Linked DNA regions of Homo sapiens: region 1 is linked to region 2. The links are chromatin contacts, found by Hi-C or POLR2A ChIA-PET in ENCODE. All regions are on one chromosome and are shown on one strand. Each heading gives the region's core, a stretch centred on a gene start or an enhancer-like site at or near the end of the contact. The rest is flanking DNA. Distances are from core to core; before and after follow the strand shown. Region 1 holds the start of NDUFS5 (NADH:ubiquinone oxidoreductase subunit S5). Region 2 overlaps MACF1 (microtubule actin crosslinking factor 1).

Region 1 (3,069 bases), core at 46-2,545, 370 kb before region 2:
TCTCTGATGTAGTCAAAGGGAGTCATTGGAGGTTCTGGAACAGATGACAGGCATGGTAGCAGTTGATTCACAAACTGAAAGCTGAGACATCAAAGAACTGCGACTGCCTTGGAATGTTTCCCATGTGCTAGCCACCGCCTCAGTGCTTTATACATAAATCAGTTAATCCCTATAGCAAGCCTCCATTGTGAATACCATAATTATCTTAACAGACGAGGAGACTGAGGCACAATGAAGTTAAGAAACTTTCCTAGAGTCACACGAAATTGGTGGGGGCCTACTTTTTTTTTTTTTTTTTTTTTTTTTTTTTTTTTTTTTTGAGACTGAATCTAGCTCTGTCGCCAGGCTGGAGTCCAGTGGCGCGATCTCACCTCACTGCAACCTCCGCCTCCCGGATTCAAGCGATTCTCCTGCCTCGGCCTCCCCCCACTAGCTGGGATTACAGGCACTCGCTGCCACACCCAGCTAATTTTTGTATTTTTAGTAGAGACAGGGTTTCACCATATTGGCCAGGATGGTCTCGATCTCCTGAGCTTGTGATCCGCCCACCTCGGCCTCCCATAGTGCTGGGATTACAGGCCTGAGCCACTGCGCCCGGCTGGGGGCCTACATTTGACCCCACGTGGTGGTTTGGGCTCATAGTCCATGTGCTTAACCACTAGTGGGTAGGCAGGGAGCCAGTGTTCTTTCTCTCCTGTGACTTTGGTGAAGTCTCTCACCACTCAGTGTTGTCGTGAGCATGCTAGGCAGAGTGCAAGAAAGGAGCAAGAACTCACTAATGGCTAGGCCTTCCCTGTGTCTCTGTAATTGATGGGTTTGGGTTTTTTTTCCTTTCTCTCTCTCTACCTCCTCTCTCTCTTCTTCATCCTCTCTCTCTCACTCTCCCCCTGAGATAAGGTCTTGCTCTGTTGCCAGGGCTGGAATGCAATGGAATGGTGTGATCATGGCTCACTACAGCCTCAATCTCCTGGGCTCAAGGGATCCTCCCACCTCAACCTCCTGAGTAGCTGGAACCACAGGCATGCACCACCTCGCCCGGCTAATTTTTTATTTTTTGTAGAGAGGGGAGTTTCGCCATGTTGCCCAGGCTGTTTTCGAACTCCTGGGCTGAAGTGATCTTCCTCCCTCAGCCTTCCAAGGTGCTGGGATTGCAGACGTCAGCCACCGTACCAGGCCAACGGGCTCGGTTTCTATGGTTTTGTGGGGAGACGGCTGAGGGAAGGTCGGCTTCCGGCGTCGCGCTGCAAACGTCTCGCTGAGGTCATCCTTTACGGCAGGCGTCCGCGTCGCTAGCTAGTCGTTCTGAAGCGGCGGCCAGAGAAGAGTCAAGGGCACGAGCATCGGGTAGGTAGGGGCTGCTTATGTCCGCGCGGCAGCTTAGCTTAAGGACCTTCCTTCCGAGGTCTCTTTAACAGATTTCCTCTTGGCTTGCTGTGTGTCCCCTTCTCCCAGACCTGAACTCAGGGCGTGTTCCCTGCCCTCCCAGGCCGCTTCACCTCCACAGCTAATGGCACCGAAGCCTGGAGATTGCCGCTCTCTCCACTTTCCACATTTGTTTAGGTTTTTGCCGGACTAATGTTTTGGCTTTCTGTTTCTTAACCTAAAGTCTACGATCCTTATCCCAGCTTTCCAGGCTCTGCGTGATTTCGGCCCCGCCGGCCTCCTGAGCTCATTTCATTCTTTTCACCGTCATGCACGCTGCGCTCCATTGTCCCCCAAACATAGCCAGCACTTCCGGCTGTAACTCCGGGCTGTTGCCCAACTGGAACACTCTGCCCACTGATCTTCACTTGGCGAACTCGCAAGCCATGTTAAAGGCATTTTCAAGTCTCCGGGCAGAGTTCGTGCTTCCTCCTTCGAGCTCTTACCCACTCGTGTTCCTTGCAGTGTATTCGCAATTCCGAGTGTGTGTCTCTGGTGCTTACGTTGGAGCTGCTTTCCCCCGCATCTGAGTGCCTGGAACGTAACTACTCAGTAAATGATGACTGAGGGATGGGAAGGAACTTAAGAAGTTAAATTCACCTTTTTGTTGAGATGGAGTTTCGCTCTTGTTGCCCAGGCTGGAGTGCAGAGTGGCGCGATCTCGGCTCACTGCAGCCTCTGCCTCCCGGATTCAAGCGATTCTCCTCCCTGAGACTCCCGAGTAGCTGGGATTACAGGCATGCGCCCCCACGCCCGGCTAATTTTGTATTTTTTTAGTAGAGAGAGGGTTTCGCCATGTTGGTCAGGCTGGTCTTGAACTCGCGGCCTCAGGTGATCCGCCCGCCTCGGCCTCCCAAGGTGCTGGAATTACAGGCGTGAGCCACTGCGCCCAACTAAATTCACCTTTAAATCTACCATGAGTACACATTTATATTGATATTTGTGGGTGTGCGCGCGCTTCCTTTCAGTCATTTTAGGCAGTCAGGGTTTGTTTTTGTGTGTGTGTTTTTACATTTAACATTATTATGTATTTGCATGTAAATTTTTTTCCCTACTGTCTGTAATAGTCTACAAAGTAAGTCTTAACCCATTTCTTTCGCTCTGGTTTTTTTTTTTTTTTGAGACAGGATCTCGCTTTGTTGCCCAGGATGGAGTGCAGTGGCCAGGTCATAGCTCACTGAAGCCTTGAACTCCTGGCCTCAGTCTCCTGCCTCAGCCTTAGGAGTAGCTGGGACTACAGGCGCACATACCACCACAAGTGCCTTTTTTTTTTTTTTTTTTTTTTTTTGAGACAGAGAACCTGACCAAAGGATCCAAATTCTTTTTTTCTTCTTCTTCTTTTTTTTTTTTTTTTTTTTTTGAGACAGAGTCTCGCTCTGTCGCCCAGGCTGGAGTACAATGGCGGATCTTGGCTTATTGCAACCTCTGTCTCCCCAGTTCAAGCAGTTCTCCTGTCTCAGCCTCCCGAATAGTTGGGATTACAGGCATGTGCCAACACGCCCAGCTAATTTTTTTGTATTTTTAGTAGAGACGGGATTTCACCATATTGGCCAGGCTGGTCTTGAACTCCTGACCTCAGGTAATCCACCCGCCTTGGCCTCCCAAAGTTCTGGGATTACAGGCATGAGCCACCGCGCCTGGCCCACA
Region 2 (3,106 bases), core at 404-2,903:
GATTCCATATTCCTTTTAACCCATCCTTACTGGGCAGTTGCTCTGTGCTAGTCCTTGTGGTGGGTACTGGAGTCTCAGATAGTCTCTAGTTAACAGTGTACAGATGTGCCTTGACTTACAGTGAAATTATGTCTGGAAAAACCCATCATAACTCGAAACTATTGTAAGTCAGAAATGCATTTAATGTACCTACTGACAGCCGGGTATGGTGGCTCATGCCTGTCATCTCAGCACTTTGGGAGGCCGAGGTGGGTGGATCACCTGAGGTCAGAAGTTCAAGACCAGCCTGGTCAACATGGTGAAACCCGGTCTCTACTAAATATACAAAAATTAGCCGGGCGTGGTGGCGAGCGCCTGTAATCCCAGCTACTCAGGAGGCTGAGGCAGGAGAATTGCTTGAACCCGGGAGGCAGAGGTTGCAGTGAGCTGAGATCATGCCATTGCGCTCCAGCCTGGGCAACGAGCGAAACTTCGTTCCAAAAAAAAAAAAAAGTAGCTACTGACCATCATAGCTCAGCTTAGCCTACCTTAAACATACTCAGACACTTACATTAGCCTACAGTTAGGCAAAATCATCTATCAGAAAGCCTATTTTATAATAAAGTGCTGACTCGCTCATGTAATTTATTGAATATTGTACTGAAATAGAGAAACTGAATGATTGGGTACTTGAAGTATGGTTTCTACTGAATGCATATCACTTTCACCATCATAAAGTTGAAAAATCTTCAGTTGAACCATTGTTAAGTCAGAGACCATCTATAGTAAGGGAAACAGATACAGAGAATTACAGTGGTACTGATGTAGTGGTAAATGCAGTAAGAAAGATCTGAGTCTAAATGATCTCTGAAAAAAACTCTAAATCAGACATTTAAAATCCTATTTTGCAGATAAGAAAACTTAAGACTTGAAGAGGTTAAAATAACTTGTTCGAGCCACATAGCAAGTAAATATTAGAGTTGGGATTGGGAAGGTCTGTTTGGCACCAAAGTTTATGCTACACCAGTGGTTGTCAACCAAGCATAGCTTTGCAGAGACTCCCACTCCCCGCCACTCCTTTTTTTTTTTTTTTTTTTAAACAGTTTCACTCCCATCACCCAGGCTAGAGTGCAGTGGCACAATCATGGCTCACTGCAGCCTCGACCTCCCAGTCTCAAGTGATCCTCCTGCCTCAGCCCCACAAGTAGCTGGAATTACAGGTGCATGCTGCCATTCCTGGCTAATTTTTGTATTTTTTGTAGAGATAGAGTTTCACCATGTTGCCAAGGCCGGCCTTGAACTCCTGAGCTCAAATGATCTGCCTACCTCAGCCTCTCAGAGTGCTGGTATTACAGGAATGAGCCACAGTGCCTGGCCCAGAGACATTTTTTATTGTTATGACTGGAAAAGCTGCTACTGGCATCTAGTAAGTGCTGCGAAACAACCTACAATACACAGGATGACGGCCCCTTACAATGAAAGAATTATTCAGCTTACTTCTAGAAAGCTAGGGAATTTGATTTTTGCCATCTTCAGATCCCATGACAAGTAAGAGTTAACTGATTAAATAGTTCCACTCGCTGGGGGTGCTTCTGTGGTTTTCCTCTCCTTTTAAGAAAATTAGTTAAGAAATAGTGTTGCTTCCGGGAGTGACTTACACAGATAGAGTCAGGATCTTGGGGAACTAATCTGAGTCAGCGACTGAAGAATTTTCTCTATGCCTGACCAGTCCCCACCCCACACTGCCACAAGGCTCCTGCTGTGGAAATCAATCAGCTGTGTATCTCAGGCTGCTTCCTGTAGGGTGTGTTATGGAATGGCATCAGCCCTTGCACCAGCTGGGAGTACTGATCTCAGTGTGATTTTATCAGACTATGTTTCTTTTGAGCCTTACTGTTTGGAACAAAGGACCCTCTGTTAAGAATGCAGAGAGCTGGTGTGATTGGATAGCTAGCATATACATACATGGTTCCTATGGGAAAAAAACAGACATAAATTATGCTATAGCCCTCTAAAATTTTCATCTCCAAAATGATTTCCTGACCTTCTGTCTGTATTCACAGTTCTTTCTGTAAGTGCTTATCCTTCCCCCAAAGCAATTCGAAGGCCATCTGATCTGATAAATGGTTGTATCCTTCAGAACTAGCCTATTTCTGTGTCTCCAGTCTTGGATGTATTTGATCCCCACTATCTTTCCAGTGTTATTTCCTATATAGACCATACACTACATCCAGTTACCCCAGACACTCCTTATACATTTTAGGTATTTGATTTCTGAAGTCATAGCTCAAGTCCACTTCTTTATAAAGCTTTTTTTTTTTTTTTTTTTTTGAGATGGATTCTGGCTCTGTCACCCAGGCTGGAGTGCAGTGGTGCGATCTCGGCTCACTGCAATTTCTGACTCCCAGGTTCAAGCGATTCTCTTGCCTCAGCCTCCCAAGTATCTGGGATTACAGGCACGCACCATCTTGCCTGGCTAATTTTTTTGTATTTTTAGTAGAGACAGGGTTTCGCCACGTTGGCCAGGCTGGTCTCGAACTCCTGACCTCAGGTGATCCACCCACCTCGGCCTCCCAAAGTGCTGGGATTATAGGCGTGAGCCACCATGCCCGGCCTTATAAAGGCTTTTGATCTCCCCAGCTCACTACTCCTGATCTCTTAATCATTTACAATGTATAACTCACTTGGCTTTTATCACATACCACCTAATTTTGACATTTTCTGATTATATCCATTTGTCCTATCCCCTCAGTTAATTCACTTTTGTGTCCCTTAATGTAGTTAGCATATTGGTATATACACAGTTGGAGATGAGACAATATTTGACTGACTGGATGAACATTCTTTATTTCTCATAAGCCATGTGAGCTCTAGGATTCAAAATGCTATCTACTCTGCAAGACTTGAGGTATATATCCTTGTGTGTCCTGAAGAAATTCTAATCTTAGCCTGATTTCCTCAGTTCTCCATCTTTCTTCTGGGCTTCCTTCCTTCTCTGCTAGTTAGTATATGTTAAGGGAACACAATCTTTTTTCAGTATAAGAGGGCAAAACTAAGAAAGAAATGTGCTACTTCTTATGCACAGAGTCATTGCTACTTACTCAATTAGTTGACAGTTTGGTGTAGT

Evidence for each region. A loop is a pair of places that touch in the nucleus more often than their neighbours do. ChIA-PET counts read pairs that join two places held with the same protein, here RNA polymerase II (POLR2A). Pooled maps may share reads with other maps.
Region 1: a map of CD8-positive, alpha-beta T cell shows a loop between it and region 2 (3-fold over the local background). The contact joins the promoter of NDUFS5 here to the enhancer-like site in region 2. A Hi-C loop is called at or near these places in 3 of 168 maps with a recorded cell type or tissue (CD8-positive, alpha-beta T cell, gastrocnemius medialis and naive thymus-derived CD4-positive, alpha-beta T cell) and 8 of 50 pooled maps. POLR2A ChIA-PET finds 5 or more read pairs at or near these places in 6 of 52 experiments (GM12878, HEK293, WTC11 and 2 more).

The regions. Positions count from the first base shown.
Region 1 is chr1:39,025,055-39,028,123 of GRCh38, forward strand. NDUFS5 (NADH:ubiquinone oxidoreductase subunit S5) reads left to right here and starts at 1,296. Exons shown (of 3, transcript NM_004552.3): 1 at 1,296-1,348. RefSeq lists enhancers at 1,128-1,377, 1,237-1,823, 1,824-2,409.
Region 2 is chr1:39,397,083-39,400,188 of GRCh38, forward strand. All of the region lies in intron 58 of MACF1 (microtubule actin crosslinking factor 1), which reads left to right. Among named protein-coding and RNA genes, the nearest start is that of BMP8A, 93 kb to the right of the region's middle. Within about 2 kb of position 1,654, at least 33 of the 41 ENCODE cell types and tissues checked have a DNase peak (open chromatin) inside an H3K27ac peak, as active enhancers do; they include GM12878 and gastrocnemius medialis, where a contact is called at or near this core.